Linked DNA regions of Homo sapiens: region 1 is linked to region 2. A link is a loop called in an ENCODE intact Hi-C map of the cell type or tissue named here. Cell type or tissue: ascending aorta. All regions are shown on one strand. Each heading gives the region's core, and the rest is flanking DNA. Links, peaks and the distances in the headings are about the cores only.

Evidence for each region. Peaks named below come from ENCODE experiments on the same cell type or tissue, not always from the same donor. Only the 100,000 strongest peaks of a DNase experiment are listed, where the experiment ranks them.
Region 1: a loop joins it to region 2, with 2.3 times the contacts of the local background. A loop is called at or near these places in 4 of 110 quality-filtered maps.

Annotation. Positions count from the first base shown.
Region 1 is chr2:36,482,081-36,490,422 of GRCh38, reverse strand. The region is part of intron 7 of CRIM1 (cysteine rich transmembrane BMP regulator 1); the gene reads right to left. Among named protein-coding and RNA genes, the nearest start is that of FEZ2, 110 kb to the left of the region's middle. In ascending aorta, for the core only: no CTCF peak of the experiment used is centred there; a DNase peak (open chromatin) is centred at 4,802; H3K4me3 peaks cover 437 bases; H3K27ac peaks cover 7,571 bases.
Region 2 is chr2:36,428,644-36,436,985 of GRCh38, reverse strand. The region is part of intron 2 of CRIM1 (cysteine rich transmembrane BMP regulator 1); the gene reads right to left. Among named protein-coding and RNA genes, the nearest start is that of CRIM1, 77 kb to the right of the region's middle. In ascending aorta, for the core only: no CTCF peak of the experiment used is centred there; a DNase peak (open chromatin) is centred at 3,495; H3K4me3 peaks cover 3,074 bases; H3K27ac peaks cover 7,754 bases.

The DNA of each region.
Region 1 (8,342 bases), core at 203-8,202, 53 kb before region 2:
AGTCAGAAAACATAGCTTGAGTCCCTGCTCTCTCATTAGGCTAACATGTTATGATGGACCTCTCTGGGCTTCCAGAAAATGGGAATACTCATTATTTCTACCTCACAATATTCCAATAATGCTCAAACAAGCTTGTCAAGAAAAGACTATACTGTAAGGGTGACAGCAACATTACTTCTTGTTGTAATTATTGATGTCATGCTGATCTTGTCTGCTCAGAGCTATAACTGGTCTCAGGTAATGGCTAATTAATGAATTCTTAGCCCTTTCACAGACCTCAAATGCACAGCTGATAAATAGTATGGCAATTGGTTCAGCATTCTGAACCCTGCCTGTTGTAACTTAAGCATCATTTTTTGTCTCCACTGATAACGTGAAAAGCATCTGAGACGGTGGGTGGGTCTGTGCTATCTTTTCATATGGTCTGGTAAGCTTTGGAGCACGTTAGTGACCAGCCAGTGACGCCTTTCACATTTGCTGAGTAGCAGTCTGATATCATTGTTCTACATTTTGACTATGTCTATGATGTCTCCAAGAGAACAGAAATCTCTTAGTAATCAGCTAATCCAATGTGGGTCGAAACAATGACTCTGTGTGCCTGGCCCCTGTTCTTCCTCTCTCATGATGGGGGCCTTGCTAGATCTTTAGGGACAAGGGCAAACTCATCACAGAATCATTTATACTACTTTTTATCTTTGCCAGTGTTTCTTGCCACTCTCAAGTTGAAAGACACAGAAGACCTATTTCTAAAAACTGTCTTTAACGAGCAGATCTCAGTGTTAGGAAGTCAGGGATCTCAAACATATGTCAACAGTAAGAGAAAATTCAACCAGTACTTTCATAACAAGAATTGTAGGGGCTCCTCATGCAATGAGTCATGTTCTTAGTATCTCTGTCACAGGACTATGGGACACACCCCCTGTGGAATTCGTCTAACATAAAATCTCCATGGAATCTTTTAAAAACTTGATTCCCAGAAAGGATGAGAGATTTATGGCTTTGAAAAGATCTGAGCTTGCCGACCCTCTCCGTATGCAAGGCCCGAGGCCATCCCAAGTGGATAGCTTATTATCTCCAAACATATTACAGCTTCCCTAACAAATAGAGACTCCTTGAATTGTTTTAAAAGTGAGCTGACATGCAGGGCAATAGCTGTCCATTAAGGTGAAAAACAACATGATCTCCTGTCTTCCTACTGATAGGCAAACTAAGGGGGTTCAACCACCATGCAAGGCACAAAGGCACAGGCACGGGCAAATGGTAGGCACTGATTATACATAAAGAAGCACATAAATATACCTCATTAGATTATGTAATAGATCCAAGGCAGTCTCAAATTATATCATGAATGAATACTTTTTTAAAGTAAGGAAATGGGGATCCAGGTAAATTTTAGCTAGAAAAGAATAAGCTGCAGTCAGGGATGAGGTAAGCACACAGAACGCATGCTTTGAGTTCTGGTGCTGGTCGAGCGGTGGCTTGCAAATCAACTCTCGGTTTGCTCCGGCAGCCAATGTGAAAGTTACATGATTTGCAGGGTCCACAAGGATCAAGTACTTGGCCTTAGGATCTTGAGGATTCTTAGTTGTGTTTCACTAGGCTGCTGCAAAGTAAGAGCTGGAGCCTGGGACTGCATCTTTTTACTGGCAGCTAGCATTAAATTCTGTGATCTCAAATGGTCCATATACCTGAACTAGGCTGTTTCAAACAAACCAGATAAATCCAGCTAATCTCTCAGATGCGAAAGTTAAACTCCACTGAGGTGTAAACAGGTATTCTGTAGATATAAATGGTAAATAAAAATTTGGTCAAACTGCTGATCAACTTAAACTCAAAATATTTATAAAACAAAATGCATGCTTTCTGGCAAATTTCAGAAACATGTTACATGTCCCGTATTGCTCAAAGCACATCAAATTTAGATTAAACTGATGGTATGACCCCTGGACCAAGATCTGGCTTTGCTGAGTCCCCTGGCAACAGATTTCCCAATCTGCATTCTGGGAGCTCATGCAGGGGAGTATTTGGGGCTCTCAAATTAAGAGGCTGATAGGTGGGTATGATGCTGCTCCTGCCACCTCATCAGCCACCTGTGATGGGGAGACCCACACATGCGCAAGAGGCGTTCTTTAATGGACATTTCCCCTCTTTGAACCTGTCCTACGATTTTAAAATAGTATTGCAACAGATGGTTTATATGCTTGTGTGACACTGTATCTTCAATAATCAGATAGATACAACACAGAAAAGTTCTAATGGGGGTTTAACAGTGACTCACTGGATTTTTCACTATCTTCAGTGCTAACCCTCATATATTAAGCAATGTGAAATCATTCTGTTTTTATAGGATATACTTAAGACTATACCAGGAAACAGTATGGTATAACTAGAAGTGGAATTGGATAACTAAAATACTAAAAATAAATTATATTAGAATCGCAACCTATTTTGACCTGTTTCTGTAGGCAAATTATTTTAGTCTAATGTATTTGAAAAAAATGTTGGAATAGAACACCTGCAATTTCAGAAAAACGTTGTAATACAGTATATGACCATTTAAATACATGCCTCTAATCCCTAGAAGTCATAAAAATACTATGTAGTAGGTGAATTGATTTTTTTTATAAACACACCAGGAGTTATACTTACAAATAAGTGTTATTGATAAAAGTACTCACTTTTAGAGGCTATATTCTTATGCCAAAATGCTGTTCATGTTAAAATTCTGTTTGAAACCTCTTCATAGTTGCTTTCAGAGCAAATTACTATGTCATAGAAGACAAAGTGCCTTTATTTTACTGTCACTTTTTGCTTCCTCTAAACAGTTTTACTCAGCTAGATCGGCCACCTTTTTTTTTTTTTTAAACCAGACTTCAACATAAATGACTTTGGCTATTTCCTAGAGTCTAATAAACCTTCAAAGTCAAGGGTTTACAAAGCTAAGGATATTCAAAAGGATGTGCTATGATCTCTAAAGTCAGTTTCAAAAGAGAGGCACCAAAAATATTCTGAATGACTGTATCCCTGGAGTAAGTATACATTTTTCCCATATAACTTGTGAAAGGAAAAACACTTCACTTGAATATGTACATTTTAGTATGTTTAAAAATAATTTTATTATCTGGCGGGACCTTGTGTTGGTGGGAATAAACAAACATGCTTCATAGGAAAAGTGTAATCAGGTGCTATAAATACAGGAGTGTTGAGTCCAATGAATTCCTTGGAACTGAGGCAAACAGTAGGAGATGAAGATGAGGATTTTAAAATAAGATGGTCTCATATAGCCATGTTAGGTAAAATGGTATCTGTTGAACATTGGGCAGTATGATTACTAATTAAAATGTTAAATTCTACTGGGTAGACAAAAGCTAAAAAGTAAACCAATTCTGCTATTTATCAATGGTTGCAGCATAAAGAAGATGGAATCTTTTCTTTTTAAAGTCTGCAGGCCTTTTCTGAAGGGCATGTCTCTTAATAACCTTCATTAACTTCTGTTTGGTTGCCTAAGAGTTGTCTCATCCAAAAAAAGTTTAGCACAGTCTCAAAAGAGATTGTGTTTATTTAAGCTTGTTGGAAAAACATTCCTATCATTTCAAGAATGACTAAATATTTTTCATTCACATAGTTAGCATTCCAGACTATGTTTTCCTGCCTCTGTTGATTAGATGAAAATTAGCAGGCCCAAGTCTGATCTATTAGATGCAATTATTGTCTTAGTAGGAAAATTATGAGACTCCCAGCAATAATACCCTTTTAGGTATGGGAAGTAGACAGCAGAGGAAATAAAGAGCAACCCACCCCCTTGCACGCCACTTCAACAGGGAAATACTTAACAGCTGAGCTCTGTAAACTCAGGGGCAGAGGAATTTCTAATCATGTGTTTCAGAATTAGCTCTCAACAATTCTGAACATTTAAGGCATTGATCAGTTTGGTCATCTAGCAAATTAAGAGTATAAGACCAATCTTCATTTTTACTCGTAAAACTTGGTTCAGTATGACAGTCTTACTCAAAATCAAGTACAAAGAGCAAGGCATTACCGACACAAGCAAAGACATGCTGGACTTGGAGAACCAGCAGCAGAACTCCTAGGTATAAGTAAGAATAAACATTTCTTCTCTATTAAACTACTTCTACAACATTTATTTCTACACTTGTTTAACTATTAATGTAAGTGGTGGATCTAACATGTAAAGAAAGCCACTCATATAATGTACATATTTCTATATAGCTGTGAAAAATCACAAAATCTTGAAAGTGATATATTAAGGCTGGATGTGAGTGTCTTTTGCATTTACTTTACCTATATTCTAGTTTTATTGCAAATATGTAAAGACATTTTAAATGATCAGAGAAAAATCAAAATATGACAATATTCAACATTGAAAAATTTCTGATGTTTATGTTAAAGACCTAGGTTAAGAAACAGTCATTTGCTACGCATTTGTTACCCAACATATGACCTTATTTGGACAAGCAAAAAATAGACTGTGTTATATTTTAATTTCCATTTATGGAACTAGTTTCCAGGACGTTTAGAGTTAAAGGATAAAACACATGCCTAACAGTCTTTAGGCTATTACGAATATTTTATTATTCTTGGCTTACTAATAATAGCATCGTATATGGCACTGAAGCAATACCACCCATAAACTGAGTTTTGATCCCTGTTATGTACCAGAATGTTAATAACATGTGACCCTATGGCATCTTTGACTTCACTGCCTCTTGGGGTCAGCCAAACTATGTTTGACTCCGTGCCACAAAAGCAGTAGCTTAATCATTTGAGATACTGTTCAGTGAGGAAGCATTATGGGCAGGGCTGGAAACATTTTTTCTTGTTTCAAAGAATTCCCACCCAGATATGTGCCTGGTACAGACTTTTCTGGCAGCCCAGTGGAAATCTCATTAGAAGGGCAGCTTGATTCAAGCTATATCATCAGCCTTCAGGGAGAGAATATAGTGCTTCCATAAATTTGGGATTGATGAAGAAGACGACAATATATTTGACAGCTCACAGAACTCCAGCCTTTTAGAGGAGCACAACTTACAGTATTGGGTGAGCTGAGACTGAAGTGGCTTACTAAATCCACATAGGTCAAGACGTGCCTGACATCCAGTCTTCAACACTGTCCCAAGTAGGACCAGGATTCCCTAAGTAAGAGATCCAAGAAAGCCAGGTGGCAGGAAGAAAGATAGTGGATTTTTTGGTTCAACCACATTCCATCCTAAACCCAGAATTAGAAGGAATCCATGCACAGTGAATCTCTTATTCCTCTATCCTCTACTTCAAGAGTTAAGTCCAGGTTAGCAGAATTATTAGGCCTGAAACTCAGCTGGGTATCTGATAATATGTCTGCAAATAGCAATTTTAACTTTTTATTAAGAAGAAAACTTAAAAAATACTGAATACTATGGACTCTGATATACCTCTCATCCAGCTTTAACAATCTACAAATAACTCTTTGACTTCCTGTTAGAGATAGAACATGGATTTTGCTTTGTTTTCAGACAGACAGAAATAGTAGAGGGGAAACTACCCATTTGCCCAACCGCTAGCACGGAATTTTTTTACTGGCAACCTGAGTATAATTCTGAATGCTACCTTTTAAAATATTACCTAAGTTGTTCCTAGTTCTTGAAAAGTGATACTCTGGTGTTGGCTTCAAAATCCCTAAGGTCATCAAAATCATCAGCTCCTCCGTGCAGGAGATGGTGCACCTAAGGAGGCCTGAAGAACACTCAGATCACAGTGGCCACCTGGGCAGGGTCCAGCCGCAGCCCAAGATGAGAAGGCAGATCAGGTCTGACATCAAGACTTCAAAGTCCCCAGGAAGCTCTAATCTCTTGCATCAGGTGTCACAGCTAAGCTGGCCACACACCTGTCCACATCTCTTGAATTTTTCTTATTGAGTAATCACGGGGATGTTATAGATGTCATGTAGCCAAAACTTCCCTCCCCGATACCTTATCTTACCTTCAATCACAAAATAGATTTCTAATGGAAATGGCAACCTCTCCTCAGGATCCCTCTGACATTAAGAATCAGCTTTGGCAGCATTTATACTTGCTATTATTGAAAAAAAAAATCAGCAAATAATTCTCAATATCTAATGACAATGTAAAAAAAATCCTTGCCCGTGTAAGTAACTGAAATGCAGTGGCACCTACACCATGCACAAGGCGTCTTAAAAACAGTACATTAACGTGGCAGCAAGCATTAGCCTTAGAGGGTCTGGGAAGCCCCAGTTAAACTCTGTGATTCTGGACTTCAGGGGCTGAACTGGGACAGAATAAACCACAGAATACACATCAGTCTTGGAAGGCCCATGAGGCTGACACAGGGATGGAGCCCAGAGCTGAGTGCCCATCAGAAGGGTGAACCGTCAATGCAGGAAACTGGTCCAACTGGCCTGTAGACATGTAGGCCCACCTCATGTCACACACTTCCATAACACTCTTACTTATGTTCTCAAAATGTGTTTTCAGTGATAAGCATGCTGACATTATTCTTCCTTCAACTAGTAGATCAGGGGTCCCAATGGCCATCAGCTTTTGACGCTCTGGTTAAGGTAACCCTGTATCAGGGTCTGCTCCCTCACTCAACTAAAAAGAAGATCTGTATGAAGGGTCTGGTTGGGACTTCCTGCTCCAGTCTTTCTTTCCTCCTCACTGTCCTCACTTATTATTTACTCATTTAAAAATTTTGAGCATCTACTTACACATCACATGTTGTTTTAGGGATTCAAAAGAATATGCCAAATTCTTTCTTTACAGGGGGATGGAGCCTCTTTCAGGGTATAATGCACTGCAGCGCAGAGGCACTGTCCATTCAGGGTCCAGGGTCTGGTCCTGGGGACACACTGTGCTGTCACTTATGAGCTGTATGACCCTGGGCAAATTACATGGCCTCCGAACTTTGTGTTCTCTGATGGTAAACTGGGATGACAGCACCCATACCGAAGGGATGCTGTGAGGATCTCAAATTAGTTGCTCCTCTTAAAGCACTTAAACCTGACACATAACAATTGTATGAAATGTTAGCCACTGTCATTAAGGGTTACAAATAACAGTGGCCCTGCAGATGAAGACCTAATTCTGCCGTCCAATCTCTTTTTTGTTTTTAGTTTTTAAGGAGATTAAGGCTGTGTCGTCTATGTATGCCATTCAACTGAAAACTTTATATGCTATTCCACACGTTTCCACCCTAGCTCTTCACAGGGGTCAGAAAATAAAAATAATGAGATCGATAAACAAGAGATGTAGAGAAAAGTCAACAAAGCAAAATGTGAGAATATAATCAGTTAACAGACTGGAAAGGCTTATCTGTATACCTGAATTGGGTGTTGACAATAACTTGCTAAGAATTCATCATGAGAGTACTTAAGTGCCAATTTAAAAAGCACTTAGGTACTTGTGAATCAAGTTAGCTGTCAAGTAACAGCCTAGTCTTTAAGGGCCCCCAGGTTCATGTCCCTAGTCCTCCAGGAGTAACCAAAAGACACATTATCTTGTCATTTGGAAGGTATGTGTCTCCAGTAACAACAGCCACAATAAGGTTCTTCCTCCCTGGAGGTCCTAACACGCCATATTTAGTGATGCTGTTAGTTTACTTAGAATCTAAAACCACAATCCTTGTGTGGGGTCCTTTCATCTAATTTCATACTCTGACGATGTACCTAGAGACTGTAGCTAATAGGGTAAGGGCCAACACTGGTTACGCAACTGTGCACAGAGGAATTTATTGTGTGTATAAACTAAGTAAATACCAGTGTTTCTGGTTTTCCTCTAACTATTTCTGGGTGATTGCTTATTTATTGCACATTAACACCTTGCACTTTTTCTTATTTCATACAATCCTTTTGCTACTCTGAAATCATTTGAAATTATATTTAAGTATGATATTGAATGACTGCTGAGAAAAAATGTCTTCAAATGATCCCAGAGACTTTCTTGGACCCTATAAACTAAGCAGTAAGATCCATTCACCTTGTGTTATTTTGTAAGTTTATTATTAGTAGCCATAAATAACCCTTTAGTATCATTATCTTAAGCTGTGCACTGTTTTTTAATCCTATACTAAAATAATCTGTGTTCTTATTATTAATACATCTTAAAATGAAAGCATTATTGGAGAGTAAATACATTCATATGAAACTCACTACTCAACTAAGTTAAAAACAAAAACAAGAAAAGCAAGATAAATTATTTCTGAGAACCAGAAAATGGAATCTTCTGAAACGTTTGATGAGAGATCAGAGCCAGAGCATGAAAGAGACAGAGAGGAAAAAAGGCCAGCAGAACTTTACCGCTGAAATGACAAGGATGCTGAGCTCTGTTGAG
Region 2 (8,342 bases), core at 135-8,134:
TATTTCAATCAAATATTGCTTTGGTTATATTCTGATTTTTGATAATGTATTGCTTTCAGTGTGACTTGTTGCTAAGTAATTTATATGTTTCCTTTTTAAAGACTTTTTAGAAGAGTGATATTAAATTTCTGCATAGCTACATTTTGGGGAGCTTTCTTTTTTAATTTATAGTCTTACTGCCTGGTTGCCAGAGAATGGAATGTAGGCTGTACAATTCTCTACTTTTGTTAACTTCTTGAGTTTTGCATGTTTTTGGTTTTTAGCACGTGTGTGTATGTATGTGTGGTCTCATAACCAATTTTAAAATAGATGGGTATTTGAAAAGAACATATATCCTCTGTTTATTACATATAATCTTGCGTTATCTATTAAATCAAGCTTAATTATGACATTCTGATTACCTATACCTCCCATTTTTTACCTGATTTCCAAGAGGGATCTGTAAAATCTACTACGAGCCAGTAACTTCTCTTCAAATTTCCAGCACTTACTTTAATTTTTCAAAGCTATGTTTTTAACTTCATGACTAGCAGGCATAAGATTCAAGCCTTCAAATTGTGAAGTTATGCTTTCAAATAATTTAGATTTCAAAAGTCTCCATCTTTCTTATTTTGTAATTAACATTCCTTTTTCTCTTCTTTCAACCCTCTATTCACCTTTCAATAAATTATCTAGAATCCCTACTCACCCTGCATCTTCCTCTGCCCCGAACTAGTCATCAGCTTGTCACTTAAATGTAGTACAATTACCATAACATCAGGAATTGTTTTTCTGAAACCTTTTTTTTCAGCCTTTTCTATAAATTCTCCCATCAGATTTTATTTATTCTTCTCTGTCTCTATTCTATGTTTTTTCCATGGAGAAAATAAGGATAAAACTACAGCCACTCCATCAATTAGAAAGTTTTTCTGACATTACTTCTGAATTTTTAATTTTATCTATTTGAAGTCTCTCCTAACTCTTTCCCTATGGTGTCTAACAGATCTATATATAATACTTAAAATAACTTCTATGTCTGATTACACTGATAACAGTGCAACAGACATTAAAAAAAAAAAAAGCCTGCCCAGATATAGAAAGACCAAAGTGACAATATCACTTGCAACAGAAGTAACTATGGAAAAATAACCTGGTTTCATCATCTTAATAATCTTTAAGAAGTTAGTATTAAAATATTGACAGGCTCACCCAATATAAAATGATTTTACCATAACCCTGGAAAGTTTCTATCAATCCTGGTCACTTTAATGTGTATGACTGGATCTTGGCCATTTTTAGGCCCTCTTCAGGTCCATATGTCAAGGAAGTATAGGTTGGTGCAAAAGCAATCGCTGTTTTTGCCATTGAAAGTAATGACAAAAACTGCGATTACTTTTGCACCAACCTAATACAATCATGATCTACGAGAAGCAAATGCATGCAAGAGCTTCTGCTTAAAAGCAAATTTAAATAAAACACAAAGACAAATGAAAAACTACTGGTAGTAAGAGGAAAAAAAAAGAAGATAAAAATTACATTGGCAGATTACCATTATTTCTATTTAAAGTTTGTAGAGTCCCATACATCTGACACTGAAAACTTCTATTTTGAAATCTCTTCTCGTTCTTCATTCTCTCTCTCTGTCTCTCTCTCACTCACACACACACACACACACAGTGAGATACACAGCCATCCTGAGACAATCCTTGGGCGGTTCAAGCTACTTCGGGGAATTCAAAGGACCCCAAATTTGGATTATATTTGATAGCGGAAATTTAGTAGGTAGAACACAAAGTCAAGAGAAGAGTCTGGGGTCACTGTTTTTTCCGACACCTCCCTCTGATGTCTTTTATAATCTAAAGCCCTAGAGTAGCCGTGGTATCAGCCTAGAGTATCACGGGGGCCCTTGGTCACTCAGTAGCACAGGGAGACCAACCTTGAGAATTACAATTCTGGAGAAGACAGACAATAAAAAGCTACACAGCACCATGCCAGGTTATGATAAAGGCTTTGCAGCATATTCAGTGATACGGGTGCCATGTGTCACCAGGCGAGTGAAGGAAGGTATCTCTGACATGGCATCGCAACACAGGCTTGCATGAAAGAAGGGAGAAAGCACACAAAACACAAAGCAAGAGTGTTCCAGACAAAGGGAATGGCAAAAATGATGGCTCTAAAGCAAGAAGAAAGGGCCTACTCTTCAAGTGGAAAAACAGACTTCATGATTATTAATAAGAAATCTAAACTGATACAATTAATAGGCAGAAAATACCAATAAAGACTCAACAAGAAAAATGTTTTGATGGATAATGCTTCTTATTAAGCATTAAATTCTCATGGTCATGCTGGAGAAATGAAAGAAATCTCTACTAATTGAGCATCTCCTACGTGTGGGGCACGCCTCTACTCATTCTCACACGCCTTTGTACTCCTGTGTGAAGAAGAGATTATATCTTCATGTCTACTTGACAGATGAAGAGAGAGACCCAGAGAGGATAAGAAACTTGGCCAAGGTCACAAAGCAAGTGGCAGAACTGCCAAAGCCCATGATTTTCCCACTAGTCGTCCATAATGCCAAAAGCAAGAAGAGCTTCAACTTTCCTACTCGGCGTTGCTGGTATCTGTATATTTAGTCAATAGCTACATTTTTGCTTAAATACAGAGGACAAAATTAATTTGCAAAGATAAAGAGGTTCAGTGTCTTTAGCGTATCCTCATTACTTTCTTGCTGGCTGTTCTATTTCACTTGTTCCTTGGCCTTAGAGATATCATGTGATAAAAGGAGGAACTTTCTTATATTCAGCATTACTTTGTTCTTAAAACTTTTATTACAAATGTAATACGTATGTCATCCCTAAGTTTTTAAATTTAGAGACTGACTCCTTTAAAGTTACACTGTGAATTCTTTTCATACACATTCCATGATTTTATCATAACCTTTTTTGGCAAGCTTTGCTGTGAAGACTTGTTCCGCACAATCATAACCCCAAGGGGAAAAAATTAGACTTGTTGATACAGTCCCAGAAATATTTCATATTTCAAGCTCGTTCAGAAACACCCACTGCACTTTCCCAGCACTATCTTAAGACTCCGAATTTAGGATTTAACAGCGACGGAATCTTTGCAGAGTCTTTTCTTGGTGGTTTGTCAAAAATGCCATATTAAATTGTTTTTGACTACCTAATAAAGCTAGTTTGCATCACTGTGCAGTATAACTTAGCCAAATATAAAGGGAAAAAAGTGATCTGTAAGACTGTAACGTGATTTCTTAATTCAGTGGTTCTCAACCCTGGCTGTGCATTAAAATCACTCACAAAGATTTTAAAAATACCACTGTCTGGATCCCACCTCAAACCAATTAAATCAGAAATTCTGGGGGAGGAGCCTGGGCATTAGTACTTGTTTAAATAGCTCCCAGGGTGATTCTATTGTGCAATTGGGCCTGAGAACCACTGCCTTACTCCAAGCAAACAGAGAATCTTTACAATGAAGCTCCCTATTGACAGTACAGCTTCGCCAAGGGCATGTTCCAACACCCTGGCAAGCCACAGCTGGCCAAGTGCCAAAGAAGCACTGAGCCCTCCAGATCTCTGCCTGCCACCAGGTCTAAGGCATATATCGGCCCCACCGTGCCTCTAGGAATCTCCTGAACCACACATCTTTTCTTCCCAAACGATGTTATGGAATTGCATTCATAATGATGCTTTAGATTAGAGATTTGTTACTTAAAGTGTGGCCCCTAGACCAGTAGCCTCAGCAACACCTGGGAGCTTGGGAGCTTGCTGGAAATGCAGAAACTTAGACCTCACTCCAGTCCTACTGAATCAGAATCTGCATTTTAGCAAGATGCACAGTAAAGTTTGAGATGAACTGCTCTAAAGTGATGGTTCTCAAACAATGATCCTTGCACCAGCAGCATCGGCATCTCCTAAGGAGCTCGCTAGAAGTGCAAATTCTAAGGCCCACCAGACCTACAGAATCAGAAATGCTGGGAGTGGGGCTCGGTAATCTGGGTTTGAACAAACCCTAGAGGTGATTCTCATGCATACTATAGTTTGAAAATTTAGTGCCAGAATAATGACTGTCAACCTCGGCTGCCCATTAAAAACCCTAGGAGAAGATTAAAAATCCAAAAGCTCAGAGTGCACCCCAGACCAATTCCAATTAAACAGAATTACTGGAAGTGGTACCCTGGTATCGGTATATATTTTTTTTTACAGTTCCCCAGCTGACTCCAATCTGCAGTCAATGCTGACCTATTGTTCTAGGGACCCTCAACCCCTTCATCCTCTACACTCCCAGGAGATTTAAAGCTGCTTTAATTCTTAGGAAATCGGATCCAACTAGTGTTCCCTGGAATCTTCCTGGAAAAGTCAGAGCTTCCTGGGAGGAAGGAAAAAAGTTCAGAGTGGCTTCCAGGATTTGCCTTTTATGGGAGGTAGTGGGGTGGAAGGACTGGGGAGTGGGAGAGCCGGATGCCAAATGTGGCCTGTTTGCATCCTACTGAATTTTAAAACAGTTTTCAAATATTTACTGAGTTCAGAGACATTTTATTTCATCTGTTAATTCACACCAGAAAAATATATCCAACCTACTCCCAGAAAAAATTGCCATTCAAATAATTATATTTATATATTCACACACCATAACAAATTTCAAAATGTAACAATGAATTTATTTTTTTAAAAATCTGGCAATAAAATAAGGCCTAAGGATGGTTTAGATAAATGTACAAAGAACTAAAGACTGGTTTCAAAACGTTTAATTTTACCTAATAAACTACAGTCTTCTCTGAATACCTCCCCCACCGAACACATTTTGCCATAAACACTGACCCACAAAAAAGGAATCAAAATTATTAGAGAATGGGACAAATGACTAATGAGGTAAATTAAATGAACTAAATTTGTATAGCCAGCTCAGCAACATTTTAAGAAGACTCTTTATAACAGCTTGAAAATGTCACAGAGGCATAAACATTAGAAATTAAGAACTCCCCAAGTAATGTTTACCGGAAGGTGGCATCCATTTTAGAACAACAAATAAAACCTCTATCAACTTTTCCTCCACTGAGGAAGGGACACGGTAACTTGGTTCTTCCTTTGTGCAACAATGACAGCAATTTGAAAAAAGTACATAATAAAATGTCAGATTTTAAATATGTCAGAGTGAAGGGTCTGGTGTTCATCTGTAAAATGAGGGGCTGGCCCTTGTGGGTGTCTCCTATGAACATATTCCAACCAGATGTTCTGAGAGCCCTTCCTATGCAGTCAGGTTCCAAGGATGCTCAGTTCCTGCTCATTCAAGGAAGACCGACAAACGCTTGCTGAATTAAAGGAGCAGCCAGTCATGTTCCTTTAAACCTCCAGTATTTGTCAACACTCTATAGAGTTTTTAGTAGTGTAGTAGAAAGTGTGATCTTACGTGATTTTAAAGACAAGGAACAATAAACCAAGGGTATTATCGTAATATTGTCAAAAAATTCCCGAGTCCCAGAGGTGGCATATGGATTTCAGATGTTTTTAGAAAGACTTCAAAGAATATCGTGTGTTGATCTGAGATTTCTGAAAGTGACTTTACTTATGTAATTAAAATGATATAGCAAGAACAAAAAGAGGGTGCTGAATAGAGTGTACAGGGCATAAAGACATTTATTCTACAAGACTGCCTTGGAGAGTAAAAGAATATATACTTTTTCATATTATGTAAAATATAAAGTGTGTAAGTATAAAAACATTTCATACATATATGTGTATATACATATACACACACACAGAGTACTCACAGGTTCTTATGTTTTCTCCTCAGTTTGTTTTAAACCTAACACCTAACGCGATGTCCCAAGGCACAGATGTAATCACTCCATGCTTGCTATGTCTCAGAAAGGTAAAGTTGATTCTGAAACACAGACACACACTCATAGGCATGGGTACACACACACACAGTCCTCTTACATGCCAAAAGTTTTACTCTCAAGTGCTGTTTCTCTGTCAGCTTCCAATACTTTCTCTTTATAAATCGTCTCCACTCTGGAGAGAAGGAAGGAAGCAGCCTTATATAGGTAATTTCTCCTGGAGACTGTTCTCAGCTATTTCTACATTCAAGATGTGTGGATGGGCCCTGTTTACAAAGTTGTCAAATTGACAAGATGGCATAGAATGGTAAGGAGTGCCTCCAAAAACAAACAAAGATCTCCCAGTGTTTAGACCCATACCATAAAGGCTCTCCCTGGTGAGAAAGTGCTTCTGCAGACCCCTCCCAGAGGTGGGCATGCCTCTGAGAACAGCCTCATTCTGGTCCTAGGACTCCTTCTGTGAAGGCATCTCCACCCTTCTGGGCCATTCCTTCGGCTCCAGCAAACTTCCTAATCAGACTTGCACTGGGGCAAGCCCCTGATGGAGCCCCGCGTTTCTATGCCCTGTTTGTGTCCTTTGGGTATCCACCACGACTGCCAAGAGGGCACCCAGAGACTACAAATATGTGAGCTGCAGCTGAGCAAAGGGATGTGTTTACTTTCCATCCTGAACTACAACTTGACCTGTAGCAAAAACAAAAATACTGCAATGTGTATTTTTTTCCCAGAAATGATAATTATAGTACTCCAAACATTTTTCAAACTTCAACTACCAAAATAGAAAAGGCATTTCAACAAATAATTTATTAAATAGGTACTTATATTCTTGGTAGCCCTTACATGGAAATCATACTTTTTCCCCCCTTCATAGCCATTAAAGGGCTTGGCTTCTGGCTCAAAGCCATCTTCCAGGGCAAGATGGGGTTCAGCCTCCCAAGCAGAGGTAGGTGGAAAAAGTACTCCCTGTTCATCACAGTCAGTATGGGTTTATAAGCACCTTTTTCTATTTCAAAATACCAGCAATTTAAGCAGTACAGTGTGTATACGGAGGAACTTTTGCACATCTGGCTGACGGGATGTGCTGGAATGGAAGCCTAAGGCTAGATACACCCTTGGTCCCAAACACAGGAGGTACAGTACTTACACTCCTTTCAGCAGCATCATGAGAACCCCGGCTTATTTTAACAACTCTCTCTGAAGGGAATGCTCCCTCACCTGGTCCCTTACTTCTAGTTCAAGTCTTTTTGATCCCAGGACTCCCATCAGGGTACACCCTTGTAACTACCACTGTCAGGCTTCCCAACACTCTTTAGACCACTGGTTCTCAGAAGTGAGCAAGGCAAACGCTTTTTTAAGCACAGATTGCCAAATCTTATCCCCTGGTCTTGGGTGAAGCCTCAGGATGTGTGCTTCTAACAAATTCACAGGCTCCTGATGCTGCTGTCTAGGCACCGTGCTTTGAGAACTACTACTTTATACCATATCCACTTGCAAACATCAGTCTCTTGTAAGCTCCACCATCTTCTCTCCTCCCCCTAAAAACAGCTGCTTTCTCTCTTTCTGTGTGCTGGTCTCTCTTTTCTATAAATGCACAGTAGAGCTGGCTCAAGGTATAGAGGACAGCGACAGTCTTGATGGACCTGAACAAGAGCCGTCCCCGCCAATCTCATCCTCTTCTATACCATACAGCAACCCACACAGAGCCCAGCATCTAGGCCTGAGAGAGAATTCAGAGAGGAGTACAATGGAGGGAACAGGCAAACTGTTGAGGCTTCCACAGCAAGAAGAGATCATGACTGCTTCCAAAGTGAACACTGTGTTCTGCGTCAGTGTTGCTCCCATATTCCAGGATTCTCTTCCATTTTCAAATGTCACGGGACATCATGATTCCACAAATAAGTCTCAACAGATTATGGTGAAACAGCTCTCACAAAGCCACATGCCAGTAGTTGGGAATTTGTGTTATGTGCAATAAGAGTGTCATGAAATTTAATTCTATAAATGTTATGGGGATTGGGCTCCACACAGGTGCTAGGGACCTAAGTTCCTTTCAGCTTTTTTGCCCATTCAATCCCTACGGTGCAGCCCTTGTCCATATGGTATTCCAACTGTGGGAGAGGGGAAAAGTAGAAGGGGAAGGCGCAACTCTAAACAGCATTATGGGAAAAGGAGCACTGTCATTTATGCTCACTTCATGGACCAGGACTCAGTCACGTGGCCACACCTCCCTCAACGGTGTCTTTATTCTGGGTGACTGTATCTTTAAACATTTTATATCTACGCAGGAAGAGGAGAATGAACACATGTATATGGGGACAATTAGAAACTTCTGCAACAAGTTTCCTAAGACAATGAACTGTAAGAATAATGGAAGTATTTTGCCTTAAGAGCGAATGTAAGTAAAGCATTCTGAATCACTTGAGAAACACTCAAACAAGTAATATGTGTACTTCTTACCAAAGCTCTACATCTATTTGTTACAAGATAGAAGATTCTTACTCATTAACTC